Regions from separate parts of the Homo sapiens genome. Here region 2 is linked to region 1. Evidence: chromatin contacts called from ENCODE Hi-C or POLR2A ChIA-PET data. All regions are on one chromosome and are shown on one strand. The core of a region is the stretch at or near the end of the contact, and the rest is flanking DNA. Distances in the headings are between cores, read along the strand shown. Region 1 overlaps USP34 (ubiquitin specific peptidase 34). Region 2 has its middle 130 kb from the start of XPO1.

The links. Hi-C counts contacts between places; a loop is a spot of excess contacts on that map. ChIA-PET counts read pairs that join two places held with the same protein, here RNA polymerase II (POLR2A). Pooled maps may share reads with other maps.
Region 2: a loop to region 1 is called in a pooled map, with 2.3 times the contacts of the local background. The contact joins two enhancer-like sites. A Hi-C loop is called at or near these places in 2 of 50 pooled maps. POLR2A ChIA-PET finds 5 or more read pairs at or near these places in 4 of 52 experiments (A549, T-cell, WTC11 and 1 more).

Annotation. Positions count from the first base shown.
Region 1 is chr2:61,438,759-61,444,638 of GRCh38, forward strand. The region is part of intron 1 of USP34 (ubiquitin specific peptidase 34); the gene reads right to left. Among named protein-coding and RNA genes, the nearest start is that of SNORA70B, 24 kb to the left of the region's middle. Within about 2 kb of position 3,718, at least 3 of the 41 ENCODE cell types and tissues checked have a DNase peak (open chromatin) inside an H3K27ac peak, as active enhancers do.
Region 2 is chr2:61,667,988-61,673,138 of GRCh38, forward strand. No RefSeq gene overlaps it. Among named protein-coding and RNA genes, the nearest start is that of XPO1, 130 kb to the left of the region's middle. RefSeq lists an enhancer at 3,007-3,246. Within about 2 kb of position 3,589, at least 26 of the 41 ENCODE cell types and tissues checked have a DNase peak (open chromatin) inside an H3K27ac peak, as active enhancers do.

The DNA of each region.
Region 1 (5,880 bases), core at 2,468-4,967:
CTGGACAAGGATCTCACTCTCACTGCTCTTACCCAACATACTACTGCAAGTCCTAGCCAGAACAAGACAAAGTAGTTCTGGGCATCCAAATTGGAAATGAAGAAGTCAAACTGTCCCTGTGTTTGCAGCTGCAGATGACATGACCTTATATATAGTAAAACCTATGCTCCACTAAAAACACACACCTCAGAGCTAAAAAATTCAGTAAAGTTGCAGGATACAAAATCACTATTTAAAAAAAATCAGTGATGTTTCCATATACAAACAATACACTACCTGAAAAGAAATCAAGAAGGCAATTTCATTTACAATAGCTAGGAAAAAAGTCTAACAGGAATAAATTTAACAAAGGAAGTGAAAGACCTAAAAACAGCTGGGCATGGTGGCTCACGCCTGTAATCCCAACACTTTGGGAGGCTGAGTTGGGACGATTACTTGAGCTCAGCAGTTCGAAACCAGCCTGGGTAACAGGGCAAAACCGTGTCTCTACAAAAAATTAGCCAGGTTATGTGCCCCCTCCTCCTGCTGTGCCTCAGCTGTGTAGAGCCACTTGACCCTCATGCCCTGTGCTGGCAAGAACACTCAGGTATGTGCACAGCTCTGATGTCACCCCTCCAGCCTGGCCCTGGCTCCCTCCACGAGGATCTGCTTGCAGCACTCACACTTGGCACCATTCTGTCCGGCCATCCTGTCTCCCCTGCTGTATGTGAGCACTGGGAGGGAAGGGGCCGTTTCCATTTCTTGGAAGGCCCAGTGCCCAGCACCATCCAGCTGTGTGCTGAGCAGGCAGTCAGTGAGCACCCACAGTCAGCCCTCACCACAAGCAGCTGTGGGTACTCAGGTTAGGATATCTGACGGGGACTCCTGTGTGCTCCAAGAAGGCAGCATGGCAGCCCCCGTGGAGCACAAGTGGCCCACACCTGACCTTGGCATGTTTCTAAGAGAACAGACTTGCTGACCTGTGACCCTTGCCTGTGTCTCACCGCAGGGAGGCAGGAGGCTGTGGGCAAAGGGTGGGCCTGGAGACCTGCTCAGCCATACCCTGTCACTATGTGGGTCACACACAGCTGGGTGGAGACCTCATGATGTGTGGCCCAGAGAGGTGTCTGGGTGTGGATTCTGTGGATGGCTGCACTGTGCCATTAGGACAGGGACTGCTGCTGGGCCAACAGGGTACAGGGAGCGGAGGATGTGGGAGGACAGGGGCATCCTAGCCTAGTGCAGGGACCACAGGAGGGGCAGTGTGAGCTCCCCAAGACAAGCTGCAAGGCCCTGGGCATCAGGCTGTTGCTTTGCAACCTTCTCCTCCCCGGTTCTGAGGGCTCACTGAGGCACCTGCCTGAGTGCTACACAGAAAGCCAGCAGCATGGCCGTCCCTCCCGAGCACTCATCTAGGGCATCAGGGTGGGCTGCTTGAGTCCTGTGGGGTTGCGGACATCAGCCTCTTCCTCCTGGCCTCCAAACACCACCACTCTGCCATCCCACACCTCAATTTCTCAAATTCCCTGAGGTCAAAGGGAAGTTGCAAGGGCTGCCATCCCTGCCTCCCTGGTGGTCCTGCTGGAGGATGTGCCCAGACAGGACATCAGGAGGAAGCAGGTCAATGGCTGCTGTATGAAATGTCATGGCAGCTGTGCCCAGCTGCAAACAGTGATTGCGGCTTCCTGTTCCTCCATGGAAGGAACTTGCTCTGCTGCAGAGGGAATTTCTCTTCATGCCTTTTCCCCTCCATTCTTCTTGAAAAAGTTGCCCTTTTTAAATTTTTTTTTTTTTTTTGAGATGGAGTTTTGCTCTTCTCGTCCAGGCTGGAATGCAGTGGCACAATCTCCGCTCACTGCAACCTCCTCCTCCTGGGTTCAAGCCATTCTCCTGCCTCAGCCTACCAAGTAGCTGGGATTAAAGGCGCCCACCACCATACCCGGCTACTTTTTGTATTTTTAGTAGAGATGGGGTTTCGCCATGTTGGCCAGGCTGGTCTCAAACTCCTGACCTCAGGCAATCCGCCTGCCTTGGCCTCCCAAAGTGCTGGGATTACAGGCGTAAGGCACCACACCCGGCCTACTTTTTTAATTTAAAAAAAAAAAAAATTTCGGGTGCAGTGGCTCACGCCTGTAATCTCAGCACTATGGGAGGCCGAGACGGGTGGATCATGAGGTCAGGAGATCGAGACCATCCTGGCTAACACGGTGAAACCCCGTCTCTACTAAAAATACAAAAAAATTAGCTGGGCGTGATGGCAGGTGCCTGTAGTCCCAGCTACTCGGGAGGCTGAGGCAGGAGAATGGCATGAAACTGGGAGGCGGAGCTTGCAGTGAGCTGAGATCGCGCCACTGCACTCCAGCCTGGACAACTGAGTGAGAGCCGCCTCAAAAAAAAAAAAAAATTTTTTTTTTTTTTTGGACTCAGAGTCTTGCTCTGTGGCCCAGGCTAGAGTGTACTTGCGATCATAGCTCACTGTAGCCTCAAACTCCTAGGCTCAAGTGATCCTCCTGCCTCGGCCTCCCAAAGCACTGGGACCACACATGGGTCCCACCACACCCAGGCTCTGCCCTTTGGAATTAAAGTCACCCAGGCAGGTTAAACCTCTTATACTTTCTGCGCCCCACCTCCCAGCCCCTGTAATGAGAAAGGCAGTAAATTTTGGAGCTTTATGGAGTCCCTGCCCTTCCTGAAAAGGTGGCTGCAGAGAGACTAGAGCTGGTTGGGGGAAGAGATGTCAGGAGGCCTCCTCTGGAGCCCAGGGCCACACAGCTCCCAAAGCCCCAGTCTCCCTCTCTGGGGCTAGAGGTGCCCCTGTGTCCCTGTAACTTCTGCTCGGCCACTCGGCTGCCCAGCCTAGGGCTGCTCCTGCCACCACTCAACAGGCACAGAAATGCGTAAGTGCCAAAAAAAAAAATTAACCAGGCATCTTGATGCATGCCTGTAGTCCCAGATACTTGAGAGGGTGAGGTGGGAGAATCAACTGTGCTCAGGTCAAGGCTGCAGTGAGCTGTGATGGTACCACTGAACTACAGCCTGGGCAACAGAGAGAGAGACTGCATTACAAAAAAAAAAAAAGAAAAAAGAAAAGAAAAGAAAAAAAAAAAAGGAAGAAAAAAGAAAAGACCTAAAAATATATATTGAAAGCTGTAGTAACCAAAACAGCATGGTACTGACATAAGAACAGATACATAAACCAACGGAACAGAACAGAGTGCCCAGAAGTTAATACACGTATCTACAGTCAACTGATTTTTGACAAAGGTGCCAAGAATGTTCACTGGGGAAAGGACAGTCTCTCCAATGAATGGTGCTAGGAAAACTGGACATCCATAGGCACAACAATGAAACTATACCCTCACTCCTCTACATAAACAATCAACTCAAAATGGCTCAAAGAACTAACAAAACTATAAGACTACTAGAACAAAACAGGGGAAATGCTTCAGGACATCGGTCTGGGAAAAGATTTTATGAATAAAGACTTCAAAAGCACAGGCAACAAACAACAAATGGAATTATGTCAAACTACAAAACTTCTGTATAGCAAAGGCAAAAATCAACAGAGTAAAAAAAGACAACCTACAGAATGAGACAAACTATACGCAAATTACTCATCTGAGGGGATTAACATCAAGAATTTACAAGGAACTCAAACATCTTAACAGCAAAAAAAAAAAAAAAGAAAAAATCCAATTAAAAATGCACACACAATGTGAATAGACATTTCTCAAAGATTATATACAAATGGCCAACAAATATGTGAAAAAAATGTTCAACATCACTAACCATCAGGAAAATGCAAATCAAAACCACAATGAAGTATCTTACCCCAGTTAGGATAGCTATTATCAAAAACACAAAAAATAACAAATGCTGGCAAGGATGCACAGAAAAGGGAACTCTTATACAGTGTTAGTGGGAACGTAAACTAGCACAGCCACTATAGAGAACAGTATCAAAGCTCCTCAAAAAACTACAAACACGACTACCATATAATCCAGCAATCCCACTGCTAGGCATTTATCCAAAGGAAAGGAAAACACTGTATCAGAGACGTCTGCATTCCCACGATTACAGCACTATTCACAGTAGCCAAGATACAAAATCAACCTACGTGTTCAACGATAGATGAATGGATAAACAAAATGTGATGTGTGTACACACACACACACACACACACACACACACACACACAGAGGAATATTATACATCCATTAAAAATAATGAAATCCTGTCATTTGCAGCAACATACATGGAACTGGAGGACATTATCTTATGTGAAATAAGCCAGGAGCAGAAAGTTAAACACCATAAGTTCTTACTCATGTGGAAGCTAAAAAAAGGTTCATCTCATGTAAGTAAAAAGTAGAACAGAGGATACAAGAAGGTGGAAAGGACAGGGGAAAGGGAAGAATAGGGAGAGATTTGTGAAAGGATAAAAATTACAGCTAGATAGGAGGAATAAGTTCCAGTGTTCTACATAACTGTGAAATGACTACAGTTAACAATAATACATTATATAGATTCAAATAGCTACAAAGAGGCCACAGAAGGTTCCCAATGCAAAAAAGGGATAAATGTTTGAGATGAATACACTAATTACCCTGATCTGATCACTATATATGTATCAACACATCACTATATGATGAAATTTTGCATAAAAAAATCACTACATATCCCATAAACACGTACAATTATTACGTCAATTAAAATAAATTTTTTAAAAAGCTATCTTCCTGCCAGCAGATGTGTTAAAAAAAAAAAAACTATCAAGACATGAAAATACATAAAGAACATTTAAATTCCTATTACTAAATGAAAGAAACCAATCTTAACTGGCAACATACTGTATGATTTCAACTATGTGATGTAGTAGGAAAGGCAGAACTATGGAGACAGTAAAAAGATCAGCAGTTGCCAGTGATTAGTGGGGAGGAAGGAATGAATGGGTAGGGCACACAGGATTTTAGGGTAGTGAAACTACTTTGTACGACACTGTACTGGTGGATATGTTATTACACATTTGTCAAACCCCAACAGTGAACCCTAATGTGGACTATGGACTTTGAGTCATAATGATATGTTAACGTAGATTCACCAAGTGTAACAAATGTACCACTCACTCTGGTGTCAGATGTTGATAATGGAGGAGGCTTCGTGTGTGGGGAGTCAGGTGGCATACCGGAAATATCTGCACCTTATGCTCAATTTTGGTGTGAACTAAAAACTGCTGTAAAAAAATAATGCTGACCAGGCAAGGTGGCTCATGCCTGTAACCCTAGCACTCTGGGAGGCGAAAGCAGGACTGCTTCAGCATGGGCAACATACGGAGACTTCATTGCTAAAAATATAAATAAATAAAATTGTAGGTATGGTGGGGCATGCATGCCTGTAGTCCCAGCTACTCAGGAGGCTGAGGTGGGAGGATCACTTGGGCCCAGAAGGTCAAGGTGACAAGATTCTGCCACTGCACTCCAGCCTGGGTGACAGAGCAAAACCCTGTCCCAAAAATAAAATCTATTAAAAAGAAAAAACTCAAAAGCCTAAGAATTAAAATATACAATAACAGAAATTAAAATTGATAGATGGCTTTAATACAGATTAAACAAGACTGAGAAATCGAAAAAGGAAGATGGGTCAAAGAAAATATCCAGACTGCAGTATGAAGACACAAAAGCCAAAAGGATAAAAATATAGAAGAAAGCAAAAGAGAGAAGGAAGATCAAAAGGTGATGAAAGACAGACTGAGGCAGTGACTACATTTGAAAAAATAATGGCTAAGTACTTCTAAAATAAATTTTTAAAAAACTCACATTCAAGAAGCACTATGAATCCCAATAAATACAAAATCAGATGCGGACTTGTCATAGTTAACTACTGAAGACAAAAACAAAGAAA
Region 2 (5,151 bases), core at 2,339-4,838, 230 kb after region 1:
TCCTGTTGTCCTACCACCTTAGCAAATTGATCCCAATTTTCCTTTTTGCCTTGTCATCTGTGTTCTGCATACTCCTTTTTATATAGCTTGCATTCATTAACATAGAATTTTGTATTCTGCTTTTTCATGTGCATTTACTTCATTCATATTTTCCCACAGATGACACGATGGCCATAAATTAGTAATCCTGACAAGTTAATATACCACAATCTACTTAACTGCCTCCCAACTATGGAATATTTAGGCTTTTTGCTTTTTATCCTTATTATACTTAACACTACAATGACCAAATCGGTGTACATAGTTTCATTCTTCTGTTGAATTAATTCTTAAATATCCAAGAGTAGGATTGCTGAGTTCAAGCGTATAAACACTTTCATGGTTTTTGACAGAAAAGTGAATAATTTTTACATTTGAACATTTGGAAAAAGTTTGTTTAGATGTCAAGTGTAGAGAAACTCTCAGTGTTTGTTTGTTTGTTTTAACAGGTCTTGCTCTGTCACCTAGGCTGGAGTGCAGTGATGTGATGATAGCTTGCTGCAGTCTTGAACTGCTGGGCTCAGGGGATCCTCCTGGTGCAGCCTCCCAAGTAGCTGGGACAACAGATGCGTGCCATCACACCAGGCTTGTTTTTGTTTTTGTTTTTGTTTTAAATTATTTGTAAGACAGAGTCTTGCTATGTTGGCCAGGTTGGCCTTGAACTCTTGGTCTTAAGGAATCCTCCCACCTTAGCCTCCCAAAGTGCTGGGATTATAGGCATGAGCCATCGTGCCTGGCCAGAACTCTGCGTTTAAAGTTGAGAGCCTTGGGTCATGCCCTCCTGCCCTGCTTTCAGCCCTGGAGTAATTGCTGCTGTTGCTCATCCAGAACATGCATCCAGGTGAGAAGAAGCATCTGAGGGCCATGGTAACTGCTGTACTGAATTTTTGCTTTGCTCAGGAGTGGAGATCCAGAGTTTGGTGTCGGGCTTTCACAAAGGAAAGGGAGGTAGGGAGGGGCCAGATGCACCAGAAGGGGGTTTCAAAATACCAAGTTCTCCCTATCCACAGCCAGACTCAGAATCTCATGAAGGTGAGTAACCCCTCCACAAGGGATTGTGGTAACAAGTCTCTAATAACTCTTATTATAGCTTCCCATCACACCTTGGATTTTTCCTTCATAGCACTTATTATTGCAAATTATTTTTTTATTTTTTTTTTTTTTGAGACGGAGTCTCGCTCTGTCACCCAGGCTGGAGTGCAGTGGCACGATCTTGGCTCACTGTAAGCTCTGCCTCCCCGGTTCATGCCATTCTCCTGCCTCAGCCTCCCAAGTAGCTGGGACTACAGGCGTCCGCCACCGTGCCCAGCTAATTTTTTTTTGGTATTTTTAGTACAGACTGAGTTTCATCGTGTTAGTCATAATGGTCCCAATCTCCTGACCTCGTGATCCACCCGCCTCGGCCTCCCAAAGTGCTGGGATTACAGGCATGAGCCACCGCGCCCGGCCAATAATGAATTCTTAAGAGGGTGTTAATTTAAGGATTACTTCAGCAGAAGGCAAAAGCTATCCACATTATATTGTCTGTAAGCTCCCTGAGAGCAGGGATTCGTGTCCTTTTTGTTCACCCCTGCATCCAAAGTACCTAAAAAGGGCTCGATACATAGTAGGCACTGAACAAATATTTGTTGGAATGAAGAAATAAGTGAATTAACATAATAAAAGGAATGAGATTAACTATTAGTAGCTGGGACCACAGGCACACACCACCATGCCTGGCTAGTTTTTGTATTTTTAGTAGAGATGGGGTTTTACCATGTTGCCCAGGTTGGTCTCAAACTCCTGAGTTCAAGCGATCTGCCCACCTCAGCCTCTCAAAGTGCTGGGATTACAGGTGTGAGCCACCACGCCCGGCCTTAAAATTCTTAAGGAAGTTTATTTGTGAGCATTTCCCCAATGCTGATATATATTGATGTTAAATCAGCCTTTTGCATATTTTATAATAAAAGACTAACATATCCAAATAAAAAGATTAATTCACAGAGACTTTTTCTGACTGTGTAAGTGAGAAATTATTCTGGCGTTTAGTCAGCCAGATTAGAAAGAGCTCTAGATTAGGAGTCTAGATTAGCTGAGATACCTAGTTCTTATTCCAGCGCTGCTCTCAAACAACCTGCTAGATCGTTAGGAGCCTTTCTGAGCCTCTGGGACTTCTTTTTTTTTTTTGAGATGGAGTTTTGCTTTTGTCGCCCAGGCTGGAGTGCAGTGGCGCCATCTTGGCTCACTGCAACCTCCAACTACCAGGTTCAAGTGATTCTCCTGCCTCAGCCTCCTGAGTAGCTGTGATTACAGGCTCTCACCACCATGCCTGGATAATTTTTTTGTATTTTTAGTAGAGACAGGGTTTCACCATGTTGGCCAGGCTTGTCTCGAACTCCTGACCTCAGGTGATCCACCTGCCTCGGCCTCTCAAACTATTGGGATTACAGGTGTGAGCCACCACGCCCAGCCAACCTCTGGGACTCCTTATATTGGGCGAGAAGATTGAATTTAAAAGACTACTAATAATTGCTACTAGTGGGATAGCCAGTGGTGCTTTTGTGAAAGCACATTTAGTATCTAAGAATGGCATAAGTAGCTGTGAACATGAAGAACTGGTTAATACATTCATTGCTGTGGCTAGTACAGTCTTGAGATCATTACAGGGAAGTGGATGCTAAAATACAAAGTTCACATTTCATGAACTTGAATCATGATTGCTCTTTGGCTGAGCAATTCAAAAGGCTCTCTCAGAACAGGTTCAGTAAAGCCCACTTATATTTAATGCTGCTGGAGAAGAAAAGTGAAATGTCATGAAAGATATACTGAAATTAACCCAAGGCAGACCCTTTGCTATTTGCAGGTCTATAGTAGGACCATTTTACTTACTAGCTTTGTTCTGTGACCTTATAAGTGTCTCTTGAGCTTCCAGCACTCGATTTTTCCCTCAGATACATTTCCCCTGTACTGCTTATCTTGTAAAATTAACTACTGTGTAACAGATGTATGAGCCAAAGCTAATTTTATGAGAAACTTGAGTGAAAGGAAATCAATCTTTCAAGGTCCCTGAAGTCCTAAGATCATAAAGAAAAGGCTAAAGAAGTAGTTTCTGGCTTTTTGCTTTTGATTTCCTTCTTAGTTTCAGTTTTCTTTTTCTGAATCTCTCTCCCCAGATCTTCCCTGGCATATATAGATGCTCATAAACAAAACAATGACAAACACTGGGCTGTTAGAAAGGTCACAGCCCTGGCTGCCAAAAGACACAGTCAGGCTTGCTTGTTAGTGGAAATTTACAAATGATAATGCGCTGCCACTTTTGCTTTAAGAGCTACTCCCACTTGGGGACCTGAAACTGTAGTCTCCAACACAGCAAAAATTGACTAATTATTTGATTTACCGGGAGGAGCCCTACTGATCAAGTTCATTTACAGTTATTAGTTCATTCTACACACTGTCACAGTTTACTTTTGGCAACCACAGAAACTTAGTACTTTCAAGTGGCAAAAATTATATTATTGTTGAGTTACAAAATCATGGGCTATCCCCATTACCGTAAACCTAATCTTAACTCATGCTGAAGTTTAAAATTCTAAATTGTTTTCAGTTTTCCTCCTGGTTATGAGATTTTGTGTGTGTATGTGTTATGTAAAACACAAATCTAATGACTGTTTTGAAAAGATCTAGGCAAAGGGTCATGACAACAATTCAGCTATTTAGCACAACTCTCTGTAAACAAATCACCAGAGAAAGGCTTAAAGTGAAGTAATAATTCCGGCTCATTGTCAGTGAATAAACACCAGACAGCTATAGACATGTTTAATGCATTCCTGCACTCTCTTCAAATACAAATTAATACAAAATAGCATTTTGTGACTTGAAGTAATTGCCCACATGGCTGAGCTGTGTATCTCCAGGAGCTGAATAATTTAAGCGTGGATTTATGTATGGAACATGCAATGCTCTGAATAAATATTTTGAAATGAACATTTATTTCACAGAAGAGGCAAGGAAAGTGGAGAATAAATGCTGGCAAGGGAGACACTAGACACAAGTGACAATAGTGCAAGCCAAACTGTGCTCTGCTAGAGGTGTAAACAAACTACCGCCTCAGCACCAAGGAGGGACAATTTAATTCAGATGGGAGCACAAGCATCCCAGAGAAAGGGAAGTCATGCCTGGGCTTCCCGGGAAGATGAGTATTATTTTGATTAATACAGGAGGAGGGAAGACATTCCAGTGAGAGGAATGGTGGAGGGAGTGAAATAGAACGAAAAGCATCACCTAGGATAATTCTGGGTGAGGGAAGGGTGGATGGGAATGGTAGAGGTGAAATTGTGGGGCTAGGGGCTCATTTTGAAGAGCCTTGAATGTTGTCCTAAAAAGCATGAATCCATTAAAGAAAAAAAATTTTCTTGATGACATTTTTGTATCATTTTTTAAATTGAAAAATAAATAAGGCTGGGTGCAGTGGCTCATGCCTGCAATCCCAGCACTTTGGGAGGCCGAGGCGGGCAGATCATTTGAGGCCAGGAGTTCAAGACCAGCCTGGGCAACATAGCGAAACCCCATCTCTACCAAAAATGCAAAAAAATTAGCCAGACATGGTGGCACACACCTGTAATCCCAGCTACTCGGGAGGCTGAGGCAGGAGACTAACTTGAGCCTGGGAGGCAGAGGTTGCAGTGAGACGAGATCTTGCCACTGCACTCCAGAATGGGCGACAGAGTGAGACTCCGTCTCAAAATAATAATAATAATAATGATGATAAGAATAATCATAAACATAAACATTTAAATACTATGAAAAGTAGTGAAAAATACTCGGAGAAGTAAAAAGTTAGTTTTTTTTTCTTTTTCTGTCTTTATTTTTTATTTTTGCCTTACAGATTTCTAGGAATATAAAAAAGTTTTTTATATAATAATTCCAGGCCCGGCGCAGTGGCTCATGCCTGTAATCCTAGCACTTTGGGAGGCTGAGGTCAGGAGTTCAAGACCAGCCTGGCCAACATGGGGAAACTCTGTCTCTACTAAAAATACAAAAATTAGCCAGGCATGGTGGCAGGCGCCTGTAAACCCAGCTACTCGGGAGGCTGAGGCAGGAGAATTGCTTGAACTTACAAAAAATACAAAAATT